Regions from separate parts of the Homo sapiens genome. Here regions 1, 2, 3, 4 and 6 are each linked to region 5. The links are chromatin loops, found by intact Hi-C in ENCODE. Cell type or tissue: psoas muscle. All regions are shown on one strand.

Region 1 (5,000 bases), 410 kb before region 5:
GCAGAATAGAGGCCCCTCAAAGATGTCTACGTCTTTGGGATTCTGCTGTCAAGGCCTCATCCCAGCCACATAAATCCAGGTGAGGCTAGGAGGTGTGTTCTGAGCCTCTCAGGAGCAGAGAAAACCATTTGCAGCTGGTGGCTGCCTTAGACTCATCCGAGGAATTGAAGGGTTTGATGTGTTCCTGCCTTGTCCCAGCCCATATTCTGGAAAATGCTTTATCTAAACAGCCTGGCTTTAACTGTTGTTTGGAATTTTGACTAATTTTCTTAGTGCTCCTTAAATATCTGAATTCCCAATAACCCTCATAGAAGAAGGCTGTACAACTTACTAAGCACACGAGAATTTAAATCATGTGTCCAATTCTTGGCTCTCCCTGTTACTAGTATGTGATCTTGGATAATTATCTAATCTTCCTAAAGCTCAGTTTCCTCATCTGCAAAAATCAGGCAATAGTGTGCTCCTGACAGGCTGTCGAGAGGGTTCAATGAGATGATATAAATAAAGTACTTAGCACAGTGCCTGGCAGAGAGTAAGTGCCCCAAAATGCTAGCATATATTATTAATCACCCACAGTATGCCATCACCCTGAGAGCAGGGGCTGCTGAAACAGTGCCTCTCCCACACCCAACAACATCCCGAACAACAGGGCCCCAACACATCCCATAGTCTCCAGCACAGTCTTGTGCACAGGCAGGCTACAGAAGCCCATGAAGGCCGCCAGAGAACAGAAAGATGAAGCCACATGCAGCAGCCTGGTAACCTTGGAGAAGCAGCCCCGGCATCCCAGAGACCTGACAAGTCCTTCTGCTGCTGGCTGCCACATTTGGAGCTGAGACAATCAGCCTGGCTTACATCAGTTCTCTTGAGTGGATTGTGGAGGGGCTGCTATGGGTGAGGGCGGGTGGGCTTGGTGCCGGACTGACTGCTCACTTTTTCTTCCTTCCCCATGCATGACAGAGGAAAAGGGACTGGACTTCACAGAGTGATTGGTGTTGCATTTTGTCTGTGATTTTCCATAGATGGCAGCCTCTCCTGATAAATTCCCAGGCACTTCTTGGGGGTGTAAGTGAGTGAAGGCTCTTTGCCAAGGACCTCTGACTCCCAAAGCTGGCGAGGCTGGGAGGCATTTCTCAGTCTCCCTCCCACTCTGTCTTGGCTGTGCCTCTTCCCTGCTACCCCCCTGACCCTGAGGACACCACTGCACTGATGTAGCGCCAGAGCAATGCGAAGGCACCTGAGAATAACAGAGATGGACAGCCATCTTCTTTCATTTTTGACCTCTTGGAGCTAAGACATGACTTTGAAAAAGCTCAAGGCCCTTCATTGTACAACACAAAGCAGGCTCAGGGCACCAGCTGCTTCATGATTGTTCTCTTGCTATGGAAGGCAACCCCAGCCCCCTGGAGTCTTATGCCAAGAAATCAAGATGTATGGATTATTTGGATGGAAGGAAGGAAGGAGGGAGGGAGGGTAGGAAGGAAGGAGGGAGGGAGGGAGGGAAGGAAGGAAGGAAGGAAGGAAGGAAGGAAGGAAGGAAGGAAGGAAAGAAGGAAGGAATTTAGGTCAGGAGAGGAAAGTTTGACCTTGTAGTTTGGAGGCAGGTCTATTCTAGATAGGCAATATATCTGAGCAACCAGCAAAGCCATCGAGAGAGCCCTGTGGCTGATGCTGTGGCCGGCACCACATAAAGAGCTAAAAGTGCCAGTGAAATGGATGTGGCTGCTGACCAATAACCATCATCCCCTGACAGCAGGTGCAGGGGGCAGAGGGACAAGTGGAACCTCTTTGTCTTGTCATTGCAGACCAGAGTGCCCACAGCGATGTGAAACCTATTTGTCCTGGAGGAGGAGGGAGGAGGGAAAGGGAAAAAAAACAACTGGCTCACTCTGGCTCCATAAATCACTGGAAGGGAGAGCCCTTGCCTGGTGAAGTTGGAGATTCTACCTGGAAGCTCCCTGATGGTGCACTGAGCCGGGGTGTCGTAAATCACCAGGGCTCCGCCAATGGCAGCCCTGCCCACTGGCCCATTGAAAAGGGGCTGGTTGTTTTGCTGGCAGCTGATGCAGTGCACTGTCCCAGAAAGCCGGGGACAGGTGTCTGCCAGGCCATGGACCCAGGCCTACTTTGTGTGCTTCCCTTGGGTGTGATGGGGGGAGAGAGGCGGTGGATTGCTGTCCCTGGGAACTTGGCCCGGTGGCCTGGCATAGCCGGAATGTCCTTGGCCAGCTCTTTGTGAACAGCCAGAGGCAGTCAGGAGATGCATCTCATGATCAGATGGCCTGGGCTTGTGGAGTCTTTTTCCCAGGTTTCAGAATCATCTGAGGTCACTTGAGTGTCCTTGCTGTCCTTGTTAGATCCCTCAGGTAGCTCTCTGAGTCCTAATTGTTCAGCTTGTGCTGATTTTGTTTAGCCTGGATGGGCATGCCCCAGGGGTAGATGTGTCCACATGGACCTTTAATAGTTTACCTCATTGTCCCAACCATCAAGGAGAGGGGCCATCCCCCCAAAAAGGGACAATAGCTGCCCCCTTTTACCTCCCCAGGTGGGCTACATGTATCCCCACCACCACCCTTCATCACCCTCAGAATCACATCCCTGCTCACACACCTGCAATGCCTCTTCCATCTGGCAAACGCTTGACAATGCTACTAGGCCCTCTTTGAATGTCCTGACTTCTGGACCTCCCATGACATCTCTCATCACCACCTACCAGAGAACCAACAAGAGCACTTCTTTCCTTCATTTGTTTAGTAAACAATTATTAAGCCTCTACTATGTCCCAGATGCTGTCAACACAGGAGAACACAACATGGATGCAACCTCTGCCCTCATGGAGCCAGTGGATTAGAGACACAATACACATAATAAATAAGATGGTTCCTTCAATTCATGTTTTCAAGGAAATAAACAAGAAGCTGAGAGCAAATAATGCAGTTTAAAGTACAGAAGCTGCTATAAAGGGGGTGACAGAAGAAGCCTCTGAGGAAAGGACATTTCAGCGGACACTGAAGATGGAAAGGAACAGGCTGTGCGTGGTACAGTGGGAGGAGCGGTCCAGACAGAGCGGGAAGTTTGTGCAGACAGAAGATCAGGGAACAAGGGGGACAGGGACCCCTGTGTGAGGGGAGGGGAGCACATGGTCTTGGGAAGGAGGTGGGTAGAAGTCTCTGCCCGGGTGCACTCATCCTTTGGCATTTGCCTCTCCCTTGGCAGGTCTTTCATATTCACCTCATTGGTTTACTGCCCTGGCCTCCACACTGAGTATGAGCCCTTCCAGGGCAGGGCTGCGTCGCATCCTGTGTGCATCCTTGCCCATTCGATGAGTCACAAGTAGACAAGCTGCCTATTGGGCCCTGAATACCTGAGTAGGTTTCATACCTGCCTGGCCTATCCCCTCTCCCTCCCTTCCAAAGGTAAACCAGAAGTCCCTGCTGGCCCCTCCTGTAGGAGAAGGGGATGCAGAGCCAAGTGGCTGGAGGAACTGGCCTGACTTTCATCCTGAGATAACCCTGGTACCTGAGACACAAAGTCCACAGGCTTGGAACTGCTGCAGACTCTGGGTGCTTTTCCAGCTGCTGGTGATACCAGGGGTTCTCAGCAAGGCTGAGCACCTTTTATGGACTCCCCCTGTCTTGCATGCCTGCCTGGAACTTGTGATCAGTTTCTGTCCATTGTTTAGAAAGTGTTACCATATATAATAGCTGCTAAGAACAAAAAATGACATGTGCTCATCAACATAGGATTAGATGTGTGGCAACCAGCATTGATCAGATACACACTTTCCATTTCAGTTCACCACGTGTTTCGGTGTCAGGCACAGGGTTGCCAAGAACAATGTGGCCCCTACCTTAGAGAGACTATGGTCTGGTGGAAAAAAAAAAAAACAAAAAACCAAACAGATTTGTGAACAATTAAATCGTAGAAAATATTTTATTTTATTTGCTATGATGTAGACTTCAGTTCAGCTTACAGATAATCAATTTTACCTGGGGAGGAAAGGAAGAGTAGGGGATATTGGAAAGGTTTCCATGCAGGAGAAAGTGAGTTCACATCAACCAAGCAGGCAGGAGAGAAAAGGCCCTTCAGGGAGAGGGAGCAGTGTGAGCAAAGAAACAGGAAATGGTATGTTTGTTGCATTAACTGTAAGAATATTTGACAAGGTTTGAGAGTCAGAGGCCAGGGGCAGCAGTCAGGCTACGGAGGGATTTGTGTGCTGGGCTCAGGAGCTTGGGCTTGATCCCACTGGCATAGGGAGCACCGCTGAAGAGCTTTAGGTAGGAAAGGGGGTGGTAAGGTCATATTTACCTCAGGGAGAGATTGCTGGACTGGCAGTGTGGAGACTGGAGGAGAAGAGTTCAACTCAGGAGGCCAGGCAATTAGTCCTGGCACAAGTGAGAACTGTCACTGGGCGTAGCCAGGGGCTGGGAAAGAGGGAAGATTCTAGAGGCCTGAAGGAGTTGGAGTCAGCAGGACTGAATGCTGCATTGGAGATGGAGAAAGAGGAGAAGTGAGGGGTTAAGGCCAGGCTGTCAGGGTTCTCCTGCAGGAGACAGTGAAAACTTTCATGAGGCAGAATGTAGAGGAAGGAGCAGATTTGGCATCCAGTTTGGACAGCTTGAGTTGGTCATACTCAGCAGCAGACTTAGATCCTGGCAAGGGGTCTCTTCCATAGGCCCCACATTTTGGGGGCTCCATTCTAGCCCTTCCTGGGTCATACCACTTTCCATGAGCAAGACAAGTTAGTGGGACCATGGAGACGGGCCCACCTCGATCCAGCAAGGCCTTCTTCTAGAACTTGCTCCAGGTAACAAGCCTGGGGGTGCCCAGTCCAATGACCCCAGCCTGTAGCTTCTTCCCGGGTGTGTCCTCTGAAAGATGGCCCACATTTCTGATGTGAACTCCCCAGCTTCCAGCAGTGGCCAAGTGGCAGTTTTCTGGTGGGGTGTGGAAATGCAGCTTGGATGTGCAGCCTGGGTTGTCCACATATGTACATGTGT
Region 2 (5,000 bases), 530 kb before region 5:
TATTAAGTCTAGACCAGGTGAGAAGACTGTTTTTGAAACTAATCCTGTAGCACTGTCCCTTTTAAGTGGCTGCTTTCATGAACCAGCCAGTATTTATATATTATTATAAAGATAATACCCCTACTCACCTCATAAGGCTGTTTTGAGAATTAATTAATGTTTGCCAAGTACTTTGAGCTCTGCAGATGAAAGGTGGGGTGGAAATGCTAAGTATTATTATTATTTTAATCTGTATTTGAATTTGCCTCTTACAAGACTGTCTTTTTTTTAAGATAATAATCTCTTCTTCGGACAGAAAAAGGAAAAATTGCCTCATCCACAATTGGACCCTTACAAGGAGGACAGGTGTGATTATTAGGATTTGGCCTAAAGAATAGATTGAAGCGGATGATACACTTCAAAAGAATGTGTTCCCAATCTCAAGACCTCTCTGGGGAGTCTCACAAGTGTCAAGTTTATCCTGTGATCCCTGCTGAGATATGGCCAAATGTAAAGGCCAGGACCAGCTGGGTGTTTACATGACATATAAATAACAACACAAACCTGGTCAATTAACCTCTTTGCTGCTTGGTTTAAGTGAGTCCCACAACCTGCCTAATGAAGAGAAAGAAACTCCCTCAATCCTGCTAAGAGGTTAGAGGACAACGTTGAGAAACTGATTTGAGAGGAATTGAATTTGCTATTCTGGGTTCACAACTCCAGCCCTAATCCTGATAGCGCAGCAAGAAGGGCTGCCATAATCTTGAAGGGTCCCTTTGAGAGAGTGTGGGACTGCAGTGAGGATGGAACAGGGCAGCTTTCCCAGGCAGGGGATGTTGTCTTGGTTATTCACGGATCTGCATCACCGCCCTTCCTGGAACCTGGCAGGCGGCAGTACAGAGCTGGTGAAGGAGGAATGAAGGAGGAAGCCATGCTGCACTGATGATGGTTTGGCGATGCTGGTCTACACCAGAAAAATTGGATTCTCCCTAGAAAAGAGATTTGAAATTCCCTGGAGATTTCTGACCATGTCCTTTGGAAGAAATATTCATACAGCCAGGGAAACCTTAAAATCAACTTGCTTTTATTCTTGCCCAAAATTAAAGGCTTGCCTACCAACAACTTTCCTCTCAAAAATTGACATCTATGATTGCCAATCTTTTAGTAGGTTTTTATGTTTGTTTGTTTGTTTTGTTTTATTTTGTTTTGTTTTTTAAACAGGGTCTGTCACCGGGATGGAGTGCAGTGGTGTAATCACAGCTCACTGCAGCCTCTACCTCCCGAGCTCAAGTGATTCTCCCGTCTCAGCCTCCCGAGTAGCTGGGACTACAGGCTTACACCACCACACCCGGCTAATTAAAAACATTTTTTTGTAGAGATGGAAGTCTCCCTATGTTGCCCAGGCTGGTCTCAAACTCCTAAGCTCAAGCAATCCTCCTACCTTGGCCTCCCAAAGTGCTGAGATTACAAGCATGAGCCACCGTGCCTGGTCTAGCATGATTTTTATCACGACTTTTTCTGTCTTTTAAGATTGGAAAGGCATAAATCAATATTTCAGGTAAAAGCTTGTTATTTATTTTCCTGAGAATTTGGGGAATTTTCTTCTAAGGCCATTCTGGGATGTTAGCAAACAGCTTTTAGAATCACTGATCTATATCCAAATGATAAAACATGAGAGAGACTGAAAGCTCTCTGAGAATAGAAACATAACTTTTTCAGCTTTTTATACTCCTCAATGTCTCGCATAGAGTTTCGACATAGTAGAAACTCTATAAATATTTGTTGAAAGAAGAAAGGAAGGAAGGAAGGAAGGGAGGGAGGGAGGGAGGGAGGGAGGGAGGGAGGAGGGAGGGAGGGAAGAAGGAAGGAAACATGTACACAAACATTTGTGTACGTGTTTACCTCACCTTTAATAATTATACCTGTGTTCATTGAACATTTACTATAGGCCAGCCACCACTATGCTAAGCACTGACCATATATTATCTCATCAAACTCTCCTAGTAACACTTTGCAGTGGACACTACAACCAATCCAATTTTGCAGAGGAGGAAACCGAGGCTTAGGAAATTTGGAAAACTTGCGCACCGTTGCCTAATTAGGCAGAGTCAGATTAGAAACCAGTATAATTAGGCATTATATGAGAGGCAGAGAGTTGAACCACCAAGCTCTGCCTTTGCTGTGCCCCTGAAACACAGTGTGTAAAGAGGACACTGCAAACTTGAGCATATTTTAATGCATCAGGATATATGCTGTGTGCAAGGGAACTTCCTCTTTTCAAAAGCACTCACTCTCCCTGCCCCCCACCCCAGTGAAGGACCTAAGGATTCTGAAAATATGCAGCCAAGGGGAAAAGTCTGGCAAGGTGTGCCAAGTTTTCTTTGAATGCTTTTGTCCCCTGCTGACCTATCTCAAACACATCTCCTTTCCCCAGGAGTTCTGAAAACTCAGTCTTGAAGTCCATCCTGATTTTGGGTCTATGAGAATCATGCCTCACGCATCCCTGCCTGTGCACAGAAAATGTGCAACACTGGCAGGCAATTAGAAAAGAAACAGTCCAGCTATTAGGCAGTTAAGCTGCTCTTAGAACCTGGGTGCAGAATATACGGAGCTCTTAAAAAATTGCTTAACATAAGTATTAAAGGGCTGTAGAAATGGCACAGTCCACAAACGGTGTTTCTAGAAACCTAAAAAAACATATATTATGGGGTTGGTTTTTAATCTCATAGAGTTTAAAAGGTGATTTTAAAACAAAAACAATTTTTCTCCTCCTCCAAAAGCACCACTGTAAAAACTGTTTCTTGTTTTTCTGCTAAGGCCGAGCAGCGCTTGTTTGCCATCATTCATCCAGCAGAGGTCTCTCTTGCCCACCATACGCTCAGAAGAGTCCCTTGCTTGTGTGTGTGTATTCAGTACCAGGGGCGTGACCGTCAGGCTGCAGAATGAAGAAATACGGACAAAGACTTTCAGGCCTGAGAGACTAAGGAGAAAAGAATCTGTGGCTTTGGAGGTGGGATTGCAATGTTTGAGAAATGTATACTTTAATAATGACTGTGTTTGAACAGTAGGCTTCAAGTCTGTACTTTAAACTTCTCAAATTTTGAATAAATTGGTCACTTCTTATTGGAAAATTATTAGTTTTACTTGTGCTGTTAAACTTACATATACACTGTGTCTCCTTTCTGTGTGTCATTATCAAGCTGTGCAAATAGGGAAAGGGGAAGTCACGTTGCCTCTGTTTCCATTTGTCCAGGCCACTCTCAGCCAGATATCTCATCCCAGAGTGGAGCTTGGCCTCAGTGAGTGCTCTGACCTTGGCAGAGCAAGGTGGTCCAACCCTTGGTGCATCTCAAGTGATTGTCCACTAAGGGTGGAAGTTAGTTCTTAACTTTAGCAGCTTCCTCTGTCAGGAACTCAGAGCAAATTCACATGGGTTGTTGAGACCAGATCCCAAATCTGTGGGTGCATGGGAAAGGTGTGCTGGAGAAAGTCACGGTCTTCCTTCCTCCCCACAGAGCAAGGCCTTCTCCTGAAGCCACAGGACAGACCAACGAGGAATCATGCTGCCCCACGGCCAAGTTCTGATATGACACCAAGGGAGGCAGGCATGGGTTTCCATACTGAGGGAAGCAATCTGGTGAGGATGGAGCTGGATCAAAAAAGACATGTTAAAAATAAGACCCTCGGCTGGGCACGGTGGCTCATGCCTGTAATCCCAGCACTTTGGGAGGCTGAGGCAGGCAGATCACGAGGTCAGGAGTTCGCGACCAGCCTGACCAACATGGTGAAACCCTGTCTCTACTAAAAATACAGAAATTAGCTGGGCGTGGTGGCGTGCACCTGTAATCCCAGCTACTCAGGAGGCTGAGGCAGGAGAATTGCTTGAAGTCAGTAGGTGGAGGTTACAGTGAGCCAAGATTGTGCCACTGTACTCCAGCCTGGGCGACAGAGCGAAACTCCATCTCAAAACAAATAAAAAAAAAAAAAAGACCCTTATACAGTTTTGTTGGGAATGTTAATTAGTACGACCACTTTACAGAATGATTTAGTGTTCCTCAAAAAACTAAAAATAGAGCTACCCTATGGTCCAGCAATCCCACTGCTGGGTATGTACCCAAAGGAAAGGAAATCAGTATGTCCAAGAGATATCTGCACTCCCATATTTGTTGCAGCACTGTTCACAATAGCCAAGATTTGGAAGCAACCTGAGTGTCCATCCACAGATGAACAGATAAAGAAAATGTGGCATATATATGCAATGGAATACCATTCAGCCATAAGAAAGAAAGAGATCCCACCATTTTCAACAACATGAATGGAACAGTAGGTCATTTTGTTAAGTGAAATAAGCCAGGCACAGAAAGACAAACTTCCCGTGATCTGACTTATTTGTGGGAGCTAAAGATCAAAACCACTGAACTCATGAAGATAGAGAATAGAAGGATGGTTATCAGAGGGTGGGAAGGGTAGTGGAGGGAAAGTGGGATGGTTAATGGGTACAAAAAATAATTAGAAAGAACGAATAAGACCTAGTACTTGATAGCACAACAGGGTGACTATAGTCAGTAACAATTTAATTGTACATTTAAAAATAAAAGAGTCTAGCTGGATTGTTTGTAACACAAAGGATAAACGCTTGAGGGGATGGATACCCATTTTCCTTGATGTGATTATTACACATTGCATGCCTGTATCAAAGTAGCTCATGTACTCCATAAATATATACACCTACTATGTACCCACAAAATATATACACCTATTATGTACCCACAAAAATTTAAAAAATAAAACATCCCTTTTTGACTACTCCAAACCTCTCAGTGGCTGAACACTGATATTTAAATCAAATGTTTAAAAGATCCACTTTCACTCTGCTTCCTTTATATCTTTTTTTAAAATATGCTAGACCTTTTTTTAAAAAATGGCTTTTTTAGAGAAGTTTTAGGTTTACAGAAAAATTGAGCAGAAAATATAGAGAGTTCCCATCTACTTCTTGCCCCACATGCCTACAACCTCCCCCA
Region 3 (5,000 bases), 470 kb before region 5:
TTAAGTCAAGAAAACAGGCCTTTCGGGAGAGCCTGAGAAAAAAATAGGTGAGCAAAATCTGGTTACCTTAACAAACTCAGTCAGTGTAAGTGTAGAATACATAGGAGATTGTCATAGCTACAATAACAAACCCATTCCCTCCTCTCACTTTCACGGAAGCTGCTTGGAGAAAATTTTTCCACCTTCTTCAGGCTGAGAGAAGTCAGATTTTCTCTCTTTTGTGCAGAATTATATTCACCCAAGTCCTGACCACAGGCCACAGAATCAGATTTCTTATTAATAATAATCTTTTTCATTGTTTTGATTTTAGAAATTAGTTAATCCTGTGACTCTCCTTTCATTGAAAGCTATTATTGCATTTGTTTCTGTGGTCTTTTGGCTTGAGCTGGTTGTTTACAAGTTATTTTTTTCACCCTAAATTGTGGGTTCATTCATTTGATCAATAGATGAATAAATAATTTCAGTGCTATGGAAATAAGGTAAAGTAAATAGCAAGTAACTGGGGGTGGGGTGTGGGTGCTACTTTAGATCAGGTAGTGGGATGGCATCTCTGAGGAAGTGACATATGAGCTGGGAGTCCATCGGGGAAGAGAGTTTCAGGCCAGGAACAGTGAGTGCAGAGCCTCAGAGCGGGGAGCGTCCTGCCTTCAAGAGAATAGAAAGGTGGGAGAGTGGTCCTAGAGTGGAAACACAGCAAGAGGCAGGGTGGTGGGAGACAGGCTGGAGTGGGACCACACGGGCAAGCCTTCGTCTTGGAGAACACGGTTTAGATTTCACATTAAGTACAAGAGAAAAACCACTGAAGGATTTCCAGAAAGGGAATGACATAATCTGGAATTCCTGGGGTTTTTGTTTGCTTGTTTTCTCTTGAATTTTTGCTTTTAAAAGACCATACTGACTGCTGTTTAGAGAATGGACTAAATAGGGCATGAGTAGAGGCAGAGAGACTAGAAGGTTGATACAGATGTTCGGGTGGGAAGCAACTACTGGTCTCTCTTTTGGGGACAATGATATGAATATTTAAGTCGAAGGACTGTGAAGACCTGACTAACCTAAGATCCCAGAGCCTGGAACCCATTAACCAAACTTTTCTTAAAGGGTTGGGGGCAGAGGTGGGTGGTGAGGATGAGAAAAATTGTTTTATTCAGAAGAGCAGCACCATAACTTATTATTATAACAGTCCCCATTGAGTGTATTCTATGTGGAGAGTACATTATGATATGTAATATATTTTATCAGCCCAATGACCCTATAGGTTGGACATTATTAACTCTGTTTTGCAGATAAAGAAGTGGAGGCATAGAATGGCTAAATGATTTATCCAAGGTCACAAAGCTAGCAATTGATGAAGATGAAATTGAACAAGTCCTTGTGCTGTCCCAGAAAGAAAAAGAGAGAGAGAAGGAAGGAGAAAATGAAAGGGAGAGAGAAAGAAACAGGGCTATCAGGTAGAAAACTGGTAGTACCATTACAACAAAGACCATATAAAAAATATCTCAGGGGTTTCACTGACCTGGCTTGGGAGGAGGACTCTACCCATATATTAGAAATTAATTCTGAACATTTGCTTTACATTTTGGCAGAGTGCGAGTGATGAGAGAGGAAAAAAAAAAGGTCAAACTTCCTAAAAGAAAGCAACAGGTTAAAAAGTGTGGTCATTATCAGAAAAAAAAAAATCAAGTAACATACACTCAACCAAAAAGAAAGGAAGGTAGGAAGACAGAGAGAAAGGGAGGAAGAAAGGAAGGGAAGGGAAGGAGGGAGGGACGGAGGGGAGAGGAAAATGTGCCTCCCCTACTCTCAGGAAGAAACAGAAGCAAGAGAGAGAGGAAGGGGAGAGAGAGAGAGAGAGAGATAACATTTCAGTGCAGTCTGTTAGCAATAAAGGAAGCATCTCAAGGCAGGCAGACAAGGGAAAGGCCCTGCACTGGAGACAACTCCGAGAAGGGGAATATCTTACAGAGTCGGGGCACACTTCCATCCCCCCTTTGCCTTTGCCCTAAACTTGAGAATTTTGCAAGAAGAAAATTATGGACTTTGCCTCGTTTCTGTTACTCTGTTTTCTTAACAAACAGTGACCTAGTGAGAAATCTCAGTAAGGTCAGGGCTGGGAGATCGGCAAGCTGGGGACCCCGCTGGGATTCCCAAACACCGGCGGGCTTCCCCCTGTAGGGAGCGCGGACGCTGCCCGGGCCTCGCGGGGGCGCTGGGGCGCTGGGAGCTCTGCGAGTCACCGCCGCACCCTGTGTTTTCTTCCGAAGGAGCAGATCGTCTTTCGATCCCAGTGCTGTCCTTTTGTTTTATGTACTATTGCTTTTTTCTGTTCAAATACAGCAACGGGCTGGCGCGGTGGCTCACGACTGTAATCTCAGCACTTTGGGAGCCCGAGGCGGGTGGATCATCTGAGGTCAGTAGTTCGAGACCAGCCTGATCAACATGGTGAAATCCCGTCCCCACTAAAAATACAAAAATTAGCCGGGCGTGGTGGCAGGCGCCTGTAATCTCAGTTGCTCGGGAGGCTGAGGCAGGAGAATCGCTTGAACCCGGAGGCGGAGGTTGCAGTGAGTCGAGATTGCTGCCACTGCACTCCAGCCTGGGCAACAAGAGCAAAACTCCATCACACACACACACACACACACACACACACACACACTACAGCAACGTCTGGGGGTGAGGAGGTCCCAGAGGCAGCAGGACCCCGGACACACACACACACACACACACACACACACACACACACACACACCACACCACCCCCCCACCCCCCCGACACACACACACACTACAGCAACGTCTGGGGGTGAGGAGGTCCCAGAGGCAGCAGGACCCCGGAGCCGGGAGGCGCCCGGAGGGGAAGAGGTTGGGTTGCGGAGCCACAAGGCCGCCTGCCCGAGCCGCTGCCTGGGAGCCCGACCCGGAGCCGGAGCCGGAGCCAGAGCCGGAGCCAGAACTGCCTGAGAGCCGCGGGCCAGCCTTCCTCGGTTTGCAGGCTGTGGGCGGGGGCAGAAGCTGAGCCTGCATCCTCCTCCTAGCCCGCAGCTACCCAACCCTGCCTTGACAGGCACAGAAAGTTGGGCCGCCTCCCCTCCCCTCTGCCCTCTTTCCTTAACCTGCAAAGGCAGAGGTAAAGCCAGCACTTGTCTCTCAAGACAGGACAGTTATGGGTGCCCCGGGGGCACATCCAATGGAGGGCATACTTTATGCTAGATATATACCATTCCTTATTAATAGAGACCACATATATAATATATAGCATGCGTTATCTCACCTAATCCTCCCAACAAATTAACCTGAAACTCAAAAGGGTTGTCCTATCTGTCCAAGGTCATACAGCGAGTTAGTGGGATGCTAAGAGTCAGACTCAGATCTTGACTTCAAAGCCCCTGTTTTTAGTTTGTAGTATTCATGAACTGATTGGATAATTTATTAAGTGCCCACTATGTGCCAGAGAAGGATAAAGACCACTGTGGGGCCCAAGGCTCTGAAAAGATAAGGATGTCCTCTTCCCACCCCGCATGCAGTGTGGAATTCAAAATGAAATTTGATTTTGTTAAGGTTACAATATTTATGTCTGCTAAAATTAAAGTAGCACATTCCATTCTTAATTTGTATTTTTTTCGGATCGAAAAACTCTGAACAAGATTGCTGACGCTACATTTTTCTTTTTGTGCACTCAAGCACATGCTTACCCAGACCCTGATACGATCCTGGACCAGGCAGAAGCAGCGTCCTTCTCCTGGAGGAGCTTGGAGCAGCAGCAGGAGGCAGGCATTACACCCCGATAAGCATGCAGAGTTCTGAAGAGGAAGCTCGCAGCCTCACTCACTCCAGGCTTTTCCTCTGGACCTGAGCTCTGATACCCACTGCATTGTCAGAATCAGAGCAAATCTGGAGGCCAGAGAGCAAGACCAGCAAAGCCAGGATCTCTGGGGTAATTAGGCCCGCCTTGCCCACAGGTGCTCCACAGGTGGTCTCAGCTCCCAGCAATGACCCAGGAGAAGCCCACGGGAACCCTCAGCTGCAACCAATCCTCCAGACTGCTGGCCTGCCTGCCTTCCTGAAATAGTCCAGATTTCACTTATTAAACATATTAATCTGAAGTTAACAATTTGTGCTTGTTTCACTAAATGGCTTGAAGAGAAGAATGCAAGGAAGAAGAATTTGATTTGATGGGAAGGCTTAACCCCGATGGACTAAGCGGCCTTCATATTCTGACTTTAAAATAACTGGAAATGGAGGGACTATTCACAGAAGTGGAGAGTCAAAGGGTAAACCTAACTGGAGTTAAAGAAACACAAACAAAACCCATCCCCTTCTTGGCCCCAACCTGCCATGTGACTCTAAGGACATTGCTTACTGCAGTGACAGCATTTTAAACAGCTGCCCAGAGGGGTTTTAAATAGACTTGATGTAATTCAATGATTTATAGAGCATGGGTTACCAAAATATTAAAGTTCTGAAATATCCCTAAACCAAGACCATGGCCCTGCCATTACCCACTCTGAACCGAATCATTCTCTGCTGTTGGAGTGTGGTGCATGTGGCTTCTTCAGAAAACTGCGGCTGCTCTAAATGAATGGCCAGAAAAAGATAAATAGCCTCTGATGCATAGATGTGACCTTCCATATGAAAACACACTCTCCCGGTCTTCGGCAACTCAGTCCGTGGAAAGCACCAATCTTCAGAAAACAAGCCAGACAGTTATTTTTTAATTGCTTATCAAATCTAAGTATTCAAGGAAATTGCAGTGGGGTGGGGTGGGGGTGGGAATACACAAAATAATGAATCTGGGTAATGAAGTGACCCTGGACCTCTACTCTATAAAATAAACCACAATTATGCAAACATTTTACAGCCTTAATCAGTAGCCCCTTCAAATGCAATGGTCTAAAAGTGCACACTAGTCTGGAATTGGAGATCATTGCCAACCTTCCATTACATTCTTTTCATTATGTTGGAGCAACTCTCCTTTTTGTAATCCTTATATATCCCCTGGCCTC
Region 4 (5,000 bases), 150 kb before region 5:
AACTTTTCTTAGAAAGTTTAAAAGCTACTACAAAAAATTGTTTATAATTTACTAAGATTTGTCTGTTAATCTATACACTACAAATATTATCATTATGCTTTCTCACCAAATAAAGAGCAGAGTATCTTTTGTGTTAACTCTAAACACATACTATGTTAAAATAGAAACACACATTTAGAATGCAACAAACCATTTAGAATAACACTATTAAAGAAAATACATTATTATTTAATGAAAATGGCAATAAAAATAATCAATTAGTATATAGATTGTTGAGATAAACAATAATAAAAATACTAAACATGAAAATCCAGTTCTATACCAATCAGTATATGGTTTTCTGTTAAGTACCATAGAAGAGGTTGTAATTACAAAGTGCTGACAATTTAGGCCGATAGGTTAAATGATTCTGCAAATCCTTTAACACAATTTTAAATTCAGAACTCTTTTAATTGATCTATCTTGCTTAATGACATTTATCCATCAAACTACCCTCATCTTCAACATATTTGCCAATAAGCCCTGTAAGCCTGTTAAACTCTGTGTAATTGTCTGTTTTGAATCTGTCTCCCATTAGAGTGTAAGGCCCTATGCTCATGCTCACTGTCATAGGTACCTCACTGAGCAGCTTGGCACCAAAAAGCTGCTCAATATTTTGTTGAATTAACGAATAATATAAAAATATAACAATATAGGCCAGGTGCAGTGGCTCACGCCTGTAATCCTAGCACTTTGGGAGGCCGAGGCAGGCGGATTGCTTGAGCTCAGCAGTTTGAGACCAGCCTGGGCAACATGGTGAAACCCCGTCTCTATTAAAATACCAAAAAAAAAAAAAAAATTAGCTGGGCATGGCAGTGTGTGCCTGTAGTCCCAATTACTCAGGCAGGAGAATTGCTTGAACCCGGGAGGTGGAGGTTGCAGTGAGCCGAGATCATGCCACTGCACTCCAGCCTGGCAACAGAGCGAGACTCCGTCTCAAAAAAAAAAAAAAAAATATATATATATATATATGTATAAAATAACACAATATAAAAAAGTTGTCATGTGATGTAATAGTATGAACACTAAGGCAACTGCAAGATGATCACGTTTCCATAAATTTTAAAATGCTCTTACTAAGCGTAAACAATTGGAATTTTGTTACATAGTCTTGTGTACTATGAGAGTACATAAGAAATAAATTTCTACCTTCTCTAGACTTTGATTATTTTTTTCTTTTCACTTATTCATTACAGTCAATGGATGCTTTTCATCCTAGGCTGTGAATGTGTTTTCCAGACATCTTAGTAGTTATTTTAACAAAATTTCAAATAACAAAACATTGTGCTTACTCTGTGGCATTCATCATCCATTCATACAACAAATATAACCACCTACTGAAAAGAACATCAGGAAACAAAACAGATCAAGCCCCTGCCCTCAGGGAGCTCATATCCTAGTAAATCACATTACAGTGAGACTGTGCATTCCACTTTTATTTCTTAGGGTCATTTAATTACAACAACAACAAAAAAGATGGTAGTGTTTGTTTCATGAACTGAGTCCTCTCACAATGTTAAATCTGTCAAATTCTACAGAATATGTTACCTTACTAAGTGGAATCAGAAACCAGAATATTTCATTCTGGTAGCTTTAAACTACTGTAATTCTAGTGACTATTTCCAAAGAAAGTATCTCCAAGCAGCCTTTTAGAAAATCAATTGAAGTAATTCTGAATGACTATTTCTGTTTTGGTAATGTTCTAATAATTTAAATATGTGTGGACATGTGTGCTGTGTATGCATGTATATACACATACATATATGTCTATTTGTACATATGTATATGGATGTGAATATATTTTCTAATAGTGTGTGTGCCTACACATATTTTTGCAATGGGATAGAGTACTTAAAGAATATACCTGGCACTGTCTATAAGCTGTTCATTCTGAGTAACATTTCTTTGGTAATTCAGTTGTTTTCAATTTATTTTAGAAGCAAGCAGAGAGATTTTTATACTATGCTGTTCTGGTCATTATAGGGTGATGTCAGCCTGTCATCACTGCAGCAGCTGCATGGTAATAACTTCCTGGTAGCACACAATTTCATGGCAAGTATAATTCATTTTTCCCCATATAAATGATTTTTCTCTAATTTCTTTCAAAATGTAAAGTAAACAGTAAAAAGACAAATGAGGGACAGGGCCTACAGGCTGAGATGTAACTATGTACTTCTCCTGGCACTGTCTCTAAACTAGAATGAACTGAGGTGCAACATTTAATTTCTCTATGTTTCATTTTCACCATGTGCAATGAGGAAGGGGGGAGTGTATAAGTGAGGAGACTGAAACAGTAAGTCTAACTTGCTATCATTTCATGACCACTAAGTGGAAATAAGCCACTGACTCACAATGTATCATAAAAATACATAAAATTTCCCTCAAATTTAATGTAAAGTAATTTGATTCTACATATACTAAAGAAACAGCCAGTAGAAAAAAATGCACAAGACTAAGACCCAGATTCCCAACTCTATTAGAATCATCAGACTACATTCTTTTTCTGAATGTATGTTTGGGAATAAGCAGAATATAACGGTAAAAAAGATACATATATGGTAGGCTCTTTTAAGCATTCTAATGGTGACATACTTGCACAAATCAGCCTTTAAGAGCACTCTTTGTCTTTTAAAATGTGATGCCTAATAGTTAGATTACCAATTTTCACAAAAATTTTCTTCTAAAACTGGCTTCTTCAAAATAAAAAAAGAGGTTTCATCCTGCAGACACAGCACCATATTTTTCTAGCTCTTCAGCAACGTTCAGTTCTACTCAAATACACATGATATGCTTGAAAACATCAAAGACAAATTTCTATAACTATCTAGCTAAGGGCTTAAGTTTCTTGCTCAACATTAGAAATAAAATGGCTCTAAATACATCTTCACTTGGCAAGCCAAGTCTCTGAAAATGTTTCTAGCAAATTAGCCCTGGAAACTCATCAAAATCTGTTTACTACAGTGAAATTCCTTAAAGATTTGTTAGCCAAATTCATTTGTAATCTCCTCCTTAAACACATACTCTAATTAGTGTTCCACACAGAAAAATGTCCTTTAATAATATTTCAACTCTAATTTTAGAATTCTTATTATATCAATATAAATTTTTCCTTAAGAACTTCAAAAATGAAAAGTAACCAATTTTGAAAAGGTTGGAAAAAAATTAGGAAATAGTATCTTCCATTAAAAGATCACTAGTAAAAGGTTAGTATCATTAAAGATCCTCAAATAATATATAATTACAACTAAACTCTGGATATTTAATAAGCATTCCTATAAATTCCTTGTATTGGCTTAGAACTAATAAGGCTCATATAGACACTAACTACAGTGATATATTTGTGGTCACATGCAATTACTTTTGAGAAAGGCATGAGTCTCAAAACTACAGGAGAACACAAAACATAAAAGGAACAGCATTGTCTCCCTCTGCTTTAAACTGTTTTGACTATAATTTCATTCGTACAAATTTTTCCCTCCCTGAAAAATGCAAAAATAAAAATAGGAAAGGAACTAAGCTAGTCATTTTCCCTCAGTTAGTTCCACATGTGAAACATTTGAGAAAGATCAAAGTGTTACCTAGAAGGGTCCTAAATTATATGACTGACTTAGTTCAACACAGCTATACTGTGACATGCACAAGGATTCCGTTCTAAAGTTAGATTAAGGCAAAAAAAAAAAAAAAAAAAGGTCAAAATAACCCCTCAAAAATCCCTCAAATTGCCTATAAAGTATACTGTACATTGTTCTGTGCATATTTTAATCTCTTTATGTAAATCTAACTCAGCTAGTTTCTCCTCTAGCATTGGAACAGATCACCTAAGTAGGTGGCTTACATTTGGCATCTATGCTGTTTCAAAATTTTTCTTTACCTTGGAGAAGAGAGGCATTTTTGCTACTTTTGTTGTTTTCAACTTTAGTTGAATTCAAGCAAATTAAATGCATGTACGATATGATTCTACTGAATATGACAAGCATTTGAATTTTCATTCAGCAGAGTTCATGGAAGAAATGAAATTTGGGAGAACCTCTGAAGGCTGAAACAGCCCTGAAATGGAGGGGAAGAAAGAGCGTTCCCAGTGAACGGAATTTCAATACCCAGAGGAGCTTCAGTACAGTGGTGAAAACAGAAGCCAGAATACAAAGAGGGAATGGAAGGAAGAAGAAACACTAGGCAAACATTATTTTCATTAACTTATAAGACAAATGAAAATAGGGAAATATGCCAGTAGCTTAAAGGAAAAGCAAAATACAAGAAAAATATTTTGTTTATTTTGTTTGTTTTTGTTGTTATAGGTTTTATTTTTTCCTTGGGCACTGATAAATGTGATACAATGTTGAAAAGTATTATTTTTACATTATTTCTCTGATGCTTGTCTTATTACCAAACTACCATTTGTTGCCAAGAGGACATAGTGTCCAGCAAACCATATCTGTTTCTATAAAAAGATCAGAAAAGAAAAACATCAAGGAGACTATCTGATTAGACAAAACCTGCCTCCTTTAAAAGAGTCTGCATTAATTTTAAGAAAAACAGTATTCGCAAGAAATTTTCTGTAAAAACTTTCAGGCATAGAGCATTTTAGCTCACTTTCTTTTACTAATTTCAAAAATAATTTCCAAGAATTCCTAACTTGGCACTATAAGTGAACTTTATCCAACAATGACAACTTATACATAAGTCCAAATTTCCTAATGTAATATAGAAATGGCTTTATATAAAATTATCTACAAATACTACTACTATTACATAAGCAAAACAAAAATACCATGTAAGATTAGTAGTCTTCTAAAGCAGAAATATTTTTCCGTGAAAAGATAGAAGTTTCTTTACGCCATTATAGAGACTGAATAATTTAAGAGACCACATTTTATTTAGATTTGACTCTTCTGTGCCTAGTACAGTAGTTGGTATGTATCAGGAATATTTGTTTCATGAATGAAGAAATGTTTTAAAATGAT
Region 5 (5,000 bases):
GAAGGGCAGGAGGCGCACCGAGAAGTGGCGGGGGGCGCGGCGGTAGGGCTGAGCCCCCCGGCTCCAGCCCCTTTTCCCCTGGAGCCGGGGGACGCCGCGACCGCTGCCGCCAGGGTGAGCGGAGAGGAAGGGGCAGTGGCGGCGGCGGCGGCCGGAGCGGCGGCGGATCAGGTACAACTCCACTCGGAACTTCTGGGCAGGCACCACCACGCCGCCGCCGCCGCCGCGCAGACCCCGCTGGCCTTCTCGCCCGACCACGTCGCCTGCGTGTGCGAGGCACTGCAGCAGGGGGGCAACCTGGACCGCCTGGCCCGGTTCCTGTGGTCCCTGCCCCAGAGCGACCTGCTACGTGGCAACGAGAGCCTGCTGAAGGCGCGGGCGCTCGTGGCCTTCCACCAGGGCATCTACCCCGAGCTCTACAGCATCCTCGAGAGCCACAGCTTCGAGTCGGCCAACCACCCGCTGCTGCAGCAGCTCTGGTACAAGGCGCGCTACACCGAGGCCGAGCGAGCCCGCGGCCGGCCGCTGGGAGCCGTAGACAAGTACCGGCTGCGCAGGAAATTCCCCCTGCCCCGCACCATCTGGGACGGCGAGGAGACGGTGTATTGTTTCAAGGAGAAGTCGCGCAACGCGCTCAAGGAGCTCTACAAGCAGAATCGCTACCCTTCGCCCGCCGAGAAGCGGCACCTGGCCAAGATCACCGGCCTCTCCCTCACCCAGGTCAGCAACTGGTTCAAGAACCGCCGGCAGCGCGACAGGAACCCCTCCGAGACCCAGTCCAAAAGGTGAGCGCCAACTTTCCTCCTCCTCCCCCTTCCTCTCCCCCACCCCCTTCCCGGCTTTCTTTTCCTCCAAGTGCTCGCAAACATGGCGCTTACCTTCCCCACCAGCCTGGTCCGGCTGCCCACCTCTCCCCGCCCCCTACCTCGCTCCCCGGCCGGCAGAGGTAGGGGGCGGCGGAGGCGGGGGGCGGGGGAACCTCCCTCCTTACCCTCCCCCTCTCCCCCCAGAAGTTTCTGGTCGCCCGCCTAGGTCTCAGTCCCCGCCCCCACCTCGGCTGGTCACTGCTGCCCAGCTTCCCACCCCCATCCCGCTGGCTTTGAAGTTGCCACCCTCTCCCCGTTTCTGGAGGGGCTAACGAAGCAAATGTGGACACCGGCACCGTAGCTCTCCCTGCCGCCCGAGGCCCGCAGAGACTGCCGGCGCCGGCCGGGGTCTGCACCTCCGCGAGGTCACACCGGGCCTGGCGCGCGCGCACGCTCCCGGATCCCCAGGGTTCAGCCGCCCCCCGGGCCTGCGCTGGAGGTCGCGGTGGCTGCTCTGGTGAAGGGAAGAGAGTGTTGTGGGACTGGCGGCGCAGAAGGGGTCTCGGAACGTCGAGGTTTCATATGACAGAGTTAATCATTCACCCTGCCCCTATGGTTCCCTTAGCGGCCGCGGCAACGTGGGGTGCTGGTGCAGCTCGGCTCTGTCATGTTTTGAAACCTGATTCTGAACTCCTTAGGATCGGGTTTCAGCGCAGCCGGGGTAGCAGGGCTGAAGGGCTGCTTCCTCCCTCGGCCCCCGAACGCTGCTTGGCTCCCTCCTGGTACGGTAGTTATGGGTGGGGGGCAGGCCGGCTTACGGCGGGCGGCAGCAAAGGAGTGGGGGCGCTCCCACCCCACTGGGTTTGAGCTTTTTGCCTGGCAGACTGCTTTCCCCCTCTGGTAAAAAAAATACCGGATTTTCCACCTCTTTTGTGCGTCCTCCCGAGTCAGACACTTGGTGTGTGCGTCTGTGTGTTTTGTTGGACGAAACAAAGTAAGGAGAAGGTCGCCTAAAGACCTGGTGTCTCCAGCCCCGCGGGGATAGGAGAGAAAGAATCCAAAAGCAGCTCGAAGGTTCTTCTCGGGGAAGCAAACTGGGAGCCGGGGATCCAGCCCGCCTGCGCCAGGTGAAGGTGATCACCAGCGCATTCCAGAGCCGGTCTCAGCCCGCCCTTGCCGCTTCTGGGCCCCTGTGGGGGTCCGACGGCTCGGGCTCCGGCGTTCCTCGCCCAAGGCTGGGAGGGAGGCTTGGTGCCCTATCCGGCCCTCGCGGTAACCAAAACAAAAGGTGCACCGGGATGTGCGTGCGCCTTCCGCAGATATGCGGAGAGGTCCAGAGAAGGCGCTTTGGTTACGCCGAGCCACCTGCCCTGCGCCCACTAGAGGCCGCGGATCCCGCGCTCGGAAACCAACGGAATCCGCAGGGCCGGGGCAGAGGGTGGCAAGGGGGCACCGCGAGCAGGCCAGCTGCTCCGCCGCCTCCGCTCGCGAGCCGGGCACGCTCCCTGGGACTCCCCCACGCTCCACTGCTGGCTTCTTCGTCCCCCCCGCCCCACCCCATAAACTCCACACCCACCCCGCCGCCGGCCCAGTTGCCTGGTTTAGGCCCCTCTCCGGATCTACCTCCCACCCGCACCCCCGGTGAGTCACCCTCGCAGACGGCGACGGCGGCTCAGCCTCAGCTTGTAAATCAAAGCGCTTTCTGCGCTCCTGGCCCCGCAGCCCAAAGCCCGGGTAATCCCCTCCCCTCGGCATGAAAGCGAACCGACCGCGGGGCACTGCGGGGATGTCGGATCCTCTGCTGGGCCAAGTCCTGCTGCGCTTCCAAAACGCCTCTGTTCTGCTCTCGTTTGCTCTCCCTCCCAGCCTCAGACCAAATGGGAAACCCCATCACTACCCACCCCCCAACCCCGATTTGGTATTTCTCCCAAGTCAGAGAGCTGAGGAACAGGGTCCTGCCTGGAACAGAGGGACCAAGGACGTTGGGGAAGAGGTCTAATAGTTAGAAGGCCTCTGAGTGACACCCTTTCCCTCCCACCTCACCAGGGCACTGGATGGTGTTTGTTAAATAGGCCCCTTTGGCTTCCTTTGGATTCAAAGGCGACTGCACATAACTGTTCTTGGGTTGAAAGTGCCTTTTCCTACAACAAGGACAGCCACTTTGTTGAATGAGAGAGTTGTCAGTCTGGTGGAGTAGAAGTTTGGGAGCAGGTGAGAAAACGATCTCTTGTTAACTAACTGACCAAAAAAGAAAAGCTGAGCACTTCCTACCTCCTGCTCCTTTGGCAGCTTCATTTACCTCCAAGATAACACTAATCTGAATTGGTTTGAGGGGAGGGGAAGGAGTTCCTAAACAGGAAAGACCGACCACCTCATTTAAGGTGTTTTTTTCTATGGTGTCAGTAGCAGCATATGTAACAGTAAGGAATAGCACTTCTACACTGTAAAATCAAATATGTTCTTCTCCTGTAATGCTGAATTTACATCTTGCAGATGTCTGGACTTTCCCTGAATTTATTGTTATTTTAAATGATTGGGATCTGAGAGTTTATCTTCCCAGATTCTCTGGCTGGTCGGAATCTGCTGAAAGGCCTCTTAGTTTAAATAGGACTAGCAGATATCCTGCTGTGCTTTCCTTAAATACTGCCTTTAATGGATTTAGAAGCTGGTTTTCCAAACAAGTGGCACTGTGTAGAATGTCATCCCCCTGACCTTCTGAACATTTTGATTTCCCCCTCCATACAGTGAGTCAGATGGCAACCCCAGCACTGAAGATGAATCCAGCAAGGGACATGAGGATTTATCTCCTCACCCACTCTCCAGTTCATCTGATGGCATCACCAACCTCAGCCTTTCCAGTCATATGGAGCCAGTATATATGCAACAAATTGGAAATGCTAAGATATCATTAAGCTCTTCTGGAGTTCTGTTGAATGGAAGCTTGGTACCTGCAAGTACTTCACCTGTCTTCCTTAATGGAAATTCTTTTATTCAGGGACCCAGTGGAGTTATCCTTAATGGATTAAATGTGGGAAATACACAGGCAGTGGCATTGAACCCACCAAAAATGTCATCAAACATTGTGAGCAATGGTATATCCATGACTGACATACTGGGGTCTACTTCCCAGGACGTGAAGGAATTCAAAGTCCTCCAGAGTTCTGCTAACTCAGCAACCACCACGTCCTACAGCCCCAGTGTCCCTGTCTCATTCCCAGGCCTGATACCCAGCACTGAGGTGAAAAGAGAAGGCATTCAAACAGTGGCTTCCCAAGATGGAGGGTCTGTAGTGACTTTTACTACACCAGTGCAAATTAACCAGTATGGCATTGTCCAGATCCCCAATTCCGGAGCAAACAGCCAGTTCCTTAATGGGAGCATTGGATTCTCTCCACTGCAGCTGCCCCCTGTGTCAGTGGCAGCTTCACAAGGTAACAATCTCATTTGGTACCTTAATGCACCAGCAAATGTGTTCATCAGCTGCTGTAAGTGACGCATTTGGTGATAGCTATAGATTGATGTTTCTGTTCAGGTACCTTATTAGCTGCCGAAGCTGTAGAGTAGCCTTGATGTGATTCTCCTCTTTCACAATACCCATGTCATATCCAGGTTGCTTTATTCCCTTGCATCATGAGGATGGGCTTTTATTTTACTAACAACTGAATGGAAAAATACAGTTCATAGCAAGTCCTGCCAGTTCTACAATTACAGAAATATGATAAGTCAATCAGTGCTTACAAAATAACTCACTGCTTGGCATTTTAATATTAAAAATTAATAAAATTGCTAAGAACACAAAATTAGTCTAGCAGTTGGTAAGAATGCATACACTTTACCTAAGCATTATTTATTTGACCAAAAAATGTTTTAGAAGAACAAGCTAAAAAGACCGGATCAATTATGTTTGAATCCTGTTTCCTCCTATAATGAAGACTAACAGACCTAAAAGAAAATCAGAGGAATATGCCATTGGATTTCTATCGCTCAGCATATATACTAACCCCCTAAATGTGTGGGTTTATTTGTGAAGATAATAGTAAGCCTTATTTTATATGTTTGTGGCTTTACTAACAGCAATCTTCCAGAGAAAGCACTTAAATGAAATTCAGGAAAACTGAGGCTGATATATTAGTTCTTCACTGACTTTAAGCAAGCCTGGATCCTCTATGTCATTTTCTCTTTAAAGAAATAGAA
Region 6 (5,000 bases), 480 kb before region 5:
TCACTGCAACCTGCACCTGCTGGGTTCAAGCGATTCTCCTGCCTCGGCCTCCCGAGTAGCTGGGATTAAAGGCATGCACCACCACGTCTGGCTAATTTTGTATTTTTAGTAGAGACGGGGTTTCTTCATGTTGGTCAGGCTAGTCTTGAACTCCTGACCTCAGGTGATCCATCTGCCTTGGCCTCCTAAAGTGCTGGGATTGCAGGCATGAGCCACCGTGCCCCACCAACATCTTTTTTTTTTCTTTTTCTAATCACAGGAGAAATAAAGCCTTTGCAAAAGAGGCAGATTACTCCCCATTGCTCCCCTCCTGTCTCCAGGTCACCTTCACCTTTCTCTGGACCCCAGGATGCTGAATCTGCATATTGCATATCCCAATCTCATTTGCCCTCTTGCTTCTAATTGGGTTTGTTCTCTTGAAAGAGATTGTTGGATGGAAAGACATGGAAGTCTGAGTACTCCCCTATCTTTCTCCATGTTCCCCCCTATAGTGGGTTCATTAGTGTCCCCTAAAATTCATATCTACCTGGAAACTCAAAATGTGACCTTATTTGGAGATAGGGTCTTGTGAAAGTAATTAGTTAAGACGAAGTCACAGTGAATTTGGGCAGGCCCCAAATCCAATGATTGGTTTCCTATAAGAAGAGGAGAGGGCACACAGAGAAAAAGGCAATGTCAAGATGGAGGCAGGGATTAGAGTGATGCAGCTAGAAGCCAAGAACTGCTGGGAGCTAGGAAGAGGCAAGGAAGCCTTCTTCCCTAGAGCCTTCAGAGGAACTGCAGCCCGGATGACACCTTGATTTCAGACTTCTGGCTTCTAGAACTGTGAGAAGATAAATTCAGTTGCTTTAAGCTAAGCCCCCAAGTTTTTCATAATTTGTTACAGCAGCTATAGAAATAAACTGAACTTGGCCTTCCTATCTTAACTATAGAAATAAACCAATAAACTGAACTTGACCTTCCTATCTTAACTCCTCCCTTCTCCCTCCAATTACAGACTCTAATGGGCAGCCTCCTTTCCATGGTGTCATTGTTTGGTACCTTTTCCCCAAAAGTGGATGCTGAGAAAAGTGCTGGCTGAAGATGATGTATTAGAGAGGTGATGCCAGGAAGCACATGTGAGGAAAAGGAGAAATGGGACAGAGAAGGAAGAAAACCCAAAAGAGGGAGCTTTGATGAACATTTGCCACTGTGGGCATCAGAGGATCAGTCCTACTGGGCTTTGAGGAACAGTACGGAATTCCTCTCAGAATCTCCCGACCAAGGAATGTTGCATATTCACCACCGACTACCATTCCTAGTTAGCTTGTTGCCTCTGGGGGTGTTTTACCTGTATTTTAGCTCTGTCCTGTGCAAGGGCCGAACCAGTTTCCTTGAACTGGGGAAAGCCCTCAGGTAGGGAAGCAGAGAGGAGAGACACCTGGGAAAGGTGGGAAGAGGAGGTGGGAAGCTGTCAGCACGGCAGGAAGTGCTCACCTCACACAGGTCAACTCAGATGTGGGCTAAGGGAATTCAGGATAAAGCAACAATCACATCTACAGCTCCCACTGGGCTTCCTTGCCTCTCCCCTGGAAGCCCAGGAGTGGTAATGGGGCTTCCAAGGTTGCTAGTCCCTGGTTGCTCAGCATCCCCTGTGGCTTGTCTACCCTTCCCATGCCTCAGTAACTCATCACTTTATGGAATTGCCTTCAGAATCTCAACTACTTCTGTTTCCTGTCAGAATCCTGACTGACAGAGTGGGGCAGGGCCAGGGCTCTCTTGAAGGCCTTTGGTCCTCTATAAGGAAACCCATGGGCTCTTTAAACACAATGAAGCCCATCTGTCACTGTTGGCCATGGAAATAATTATTCCAGGTGCAGGAGGACCTCCAGGCTCACGGACGAGTTGCTTTCCTCTTGAAGATCATGTGCTTAGACTTCACTGTTGCTCCAATGTTGGTGACACTGGTCATGAGTGTTTCTTATCTTTTAAAGTTCTGGTCCCAAGGAGAACCCAGGACTTTTTAAATACTATATTAAGCTTAAATTAGAATTAAAATGTCATCAAAATAATACAAAGCATATGGTAAGAAATAAAATAGTATGGAAGAACTTACTAAGTATGGAAGAGCTTACTCAGTAACAAATAATACATGGTAACAAATAAAATAGTATGGAAGAGCTTACTCAGTTTCATTCTCTAGAAATAATTCATTTAAACTTGTTTTTAGTTCTTTTGGTGGTAACCTCCATAATTCTAGATAGAATGCCCTATACCTCTATTTATTTCTTTTCTTTTTTTTTTTTTTTCTTGAGAAAGGGTCTCACTCTATTGTCCAGGCTAGAGTGCAGTGGCATGAACATGGCTCACTGCAGCCTTGACCTCCTGTGCTCAAGTGATCCTCCCATCTCAGCCTCCTGAGTGGCTGCGGCCACAGACATGTGCCAGCACGTTTGACTAATATTTTTGTTTCTTATTTTTGTAGAGATGTGGTCTCCCTATATTGCCCAGACTGGTCTCTAACTCCTGAGTGCAAGCAATCCTCCTGCCTTGGCCTCCCAAAGTTCTGGGTTTACAGGTGTGAGCCACTGCACCTGGCCTGTTGACCATTTTCTATCCCTTATACACTTCCTGCTCTTACTCTTTCCCTTTTGTATTTTTATACTTTTATTTCTCCATTTATTAGTTACGTGACCTGGGAAAGTTATTTAAACTTTCTATCCCTCAATTTCCTCATACATAAAATGCAAAATAATGGAATTTACCTTACTAAAGTAACAAAGAGGATTAAGAGTTAATAGAAGTAAAGCATTAGAACAGGTCTTGGCACATGGTTAGCTTGATAATACAAGTAAGTTATTAGTTTTAGTTATTATGTGGTGAGGTTTTTAGAGGGATGGAAAACAGAATCCCAGCCTGCAGTATTTAGACAATTTATAAAGGGCTCTGGTTGCCAAGGGAGGAAACTTAAGGAGTGAGATTAACTAATGTATTTAACATTAGTTAAATACATTATAATTTACTCATCTTTAGCTTGGGGACCCCGAAGCAGTTTCTTAAACTTTTCTATGCATCATAATTACTTGGGAATCTTATTAAAATGCAGATTCTGATTATTGCTAGCATTTCTAGTAAGTTCCCAGCTAATGCTGAAAGTGTGTGGGTATTTGTGTGTGCACCACATGTGTGCACTAGATGCCAATATGAAATATATTATTATTATTATTATTTTGAGACGGGGTCTCTCTTTGTCTCCCAGGCTGGAGTGCAGTGGTGTGAACATGGTTTACTGCAGCCTCAACCTCCTGGGATCAAGTGATTCTCCCGCCTCAGCCTTCCAAAGTGCTGGGATTACGTATGTGAGCCACCGTGCTCAACCTGAAATATGTTCTTACCGTAGGTCACGGTAAAAAATATTTGAAAAACACTTCCTAGAAAAGTATCTCCCAACCTCACTCTGAGCTGTCTCCACAAGAGATGCCCCCAATGCCAACCTTGGGAGTCAGGCTTTGATTTTTTCCAGGAAGCAGGAGAGCTCCCTAGTGTTCATAATCGCTCTGCAATTTTTGAGTGCCTCACAAATCCTCACAAATCTTCAGTCCTGTCATTTGAGTACCCCCCAAGCCCCTCCACCATGCCTGAGATGTTTCCTGGCATTATCTGCTTCTCTGTGCTGGCTTTCCCAGCACTTTGGGGCTTCTGGCTTGGCACCTCTTTCGCAGACCACTGGGGACCTAACGTCCCCCACCCCTTCCCTGGGATATCTGGTTTCACTCTTTAGCTTCTGGTTTAGGGTTTCTCTTCCTTGGAAGACAGGGACAGCTGGGAATGTGGATCTCATCCTGTCTGGGTTTTCCCCTGACAAGTGGCGGTAGTGGCAGGATATGAGGTGCTTGAAGACCACTCATGCTACTATTATCACAGGCAGCAGTCAGTAACTGAAGGAACAGGTGCAGTGGACCAGGTTTCACTTCGTGGGTAAGAGGGAAATGCATGCAGGGCAAGCAGGATAATCAGGGATTTTAAAAAAATCAATTAGGGGGAGAGATGAACAGGTGGAGCGCAGGGAGTCTTAGGGTGGTGAAACTATTCTGTATGATACTGTCATGGTGGACGCATGACATTGTGCATTTGTCAAAACCCATAGGATGTACACCAAGAGTGAAACCTGGTGTAAGCCATGAACTTTGGTTCATGATAATGTATTCATATTGGCTCATCAATATAACAAATGTATGACACTAATGCAAGATATTAATAATAGGCGAAATTGGGGAGGAGGGCGTGAGGATAAGTATATAGGAACTCTCTATACTTCCCATACGATTTTTCTGTAAACCTAAAACTTTTCAAAGAATAGTCTATTAATTTTTTTGTAAGTGGAGATAAAAACTAACCTCACTTGGCTATTGTGATGATTAAAATGGGTAAAACATACAAAAGCACTAAATAAATGTCCATAGCACCAAAAAAACCCACAATTACCTGTGTCCTACATGAATGCATCCTCCCCTCCCCCACTGCTCTCCCTAGAGGTGCCAACTGCTTTTGAAGTGGCCTGTATCCTTGCAGACCATTTTCCATGCATCTATATATGTACAGGAGACAATACCTTTCAAATACCTCCCAAAATTGTGTACCCATTTCTGTAAGCTACTTTTCCTTCATGTACCCCATCCACCCTTAAGGCGAAACCTTGAGGCTTTTTGTGCCCTGGGATTAGAATGGTAAGACACAGACCGGAAGAGGAAGTGGAACTCCCACCTGGGACTATGTAAAAGAGAAGAGTGAGTGAAAAGTTCAGAAGTGTCCTTGTTTTCTCCCATCTCTGGGCTGAACCTTGGGATGGGTGGGCGTGTAATAGCATTCAGATAGGTACAAAAGAACCCAAGACCACTGGGGCTAGGAATGTTTACCCAGAGCCCCCTGGGGGGCTGTGGTTCCAGCCTTTGGAAGAAGCCCCTCATCCCACTTGGTGCCACTTACATGTATATGATGTGCATTTCTCTGGGATGGAAACC

What was found. A loop is a pair of places that touch in the nucleus more often than their neighbours do. Peaks named below come from ENCODE experiments on the same cell type or tissue, not always from the same donor. Only the 100,000 strongest peaks of a DNase experiment are listed, where the experiment ranks them.
Region 1: a loop joins it to region 5, with 3 times the contacts of the local background. A loop is called at or near these places in 2 of 110 quality-filtered maps.
Region 2: a loop joins it to region 5, with 2.4 times the contacts of the local background. A loop is called at or near these places in 24 of 110 quality-filtered maps.
Region 3: it touches region 5 in a loop (4-fold over the local background); 8 of 110 quality-filtered maps call a loop at or near these places.
Region 4: it touches region 5 in a loop (2.5-fold over the local background); 8 of 110 quality-filtered maps call a loop at or near these places.
Region 6: it touches region 5 in a loop (1.8-fold over the local background); 5 of 110 quality-filtered maps call a loop at or near these places.

Annotation. Positions count from the first base shown.
Region 1 is chr14:61,127,831-61,132,830 of GRCh38, reverse strand. No RefSeq gene overlaps it. Among named protein-coding and RNA genes, the nearest start is that of SLC38A6, 150 kb to the right of the region's middle. In psoas muscle, no CTCF peak of the experiment used is centred here; DNase peaks (open chromatin) are centred at 799 and 2,110; H3K4me3 peaks cover 272 bases; H3K27ac peaks cover 5,000 bases.
Region 2 is chr14:61,250,802-61,255,801 of GRCh38, reverse strand. It overlaps a transcript of PRKCH not described here. Among named protein-coding and RNA genes, the nearest start is that of TMEM30B, 28 kb to the left of the region's middle. RefSeq lists enhancers at 99-859, 1-1,033. In psoas muscle, a CTCF peak has its summit at 2,825 (motif pointing right); a DNase peak (open chromatin) is centred at 2,871; H3K4me3 peaks cover 428 bases; H3K27ac peaks cover 3,759 bases.
Region 3 is chr14:61,186,358-61,191,357 of GRCh38, reverse strand. It overlaps a transcript of PRKCH not described here. Among named protein-coding and RNA genes, the nearest start is that of TMEM30B, 92 kb to the left of the region's middle. RefSeq lists an enhancer at 1,975-2,074. In psoas muscle, a CTCF peak has its summit at 2,191; DNase peaks (open chromatin) are centred at 2,207 and 2,957; H3K4me3 peaks cover 3,825 bases; H3K27ac peaks cover 5,000 bases.
Region 4 is chr14:60,865,035-60,870,034 of GRCh38, reverse strand. All of the region lies in intron 6 of MNAT1 (MNAT1 component of CDK activating kinase), which reads right to left. Among named protein-coding and RNA genes, the nearest start is that of TRMT5, 110 kb to the left of the region's middle. In psoas muscle, no CTCF peak of the experiment used is centred here; no DNase peak of the experiment used is centred here; H3K4me3 peaks cover 1,842 bases; H3K27ac peaks cover 3,404 bases.
Region 5 is chr14:60,718,997-60,723,996 of GRCh38, reverse strand. It overlaps SIX4 (SIX homeobox 4), which reads left to right. Exons shown (of 3, transcript NM_017420.5): 1 at 1-785; 2 at 3,552-4,237. Among named protein-coding and RNA genes, the nearest start is that of SIX4, 2.9 kb to the left of the region's middle. RefSeq lists silencers at 164-233, 1,512-1,581. In psoas muscle, a CTCF peak has its summit at 2,173; DNase peaks (open chromatin) are centred at 376, 486, 1,246, 2,446 and 1 weaker place; H3K4me3 peaks cover 5,000 bases; H3K27ac peaks cover 4,385 bases.
Region 6 is chr14:61,202,052-61,207,051 of GRCh38, reverse strand. It overlaps a transcript of PRKCH not described here. Among named protein-coding and RNA genes, the nearest start is that of TMEM30B, 77 kb to the left of the region's middle. In psoas muscle, no CTCF peak of the experiment used is centred here; no DNase peak of the experiment used is centred here; H3K4me3 peaks cover 1,171 bases; H3K27ac peaks cover 3,914 bases.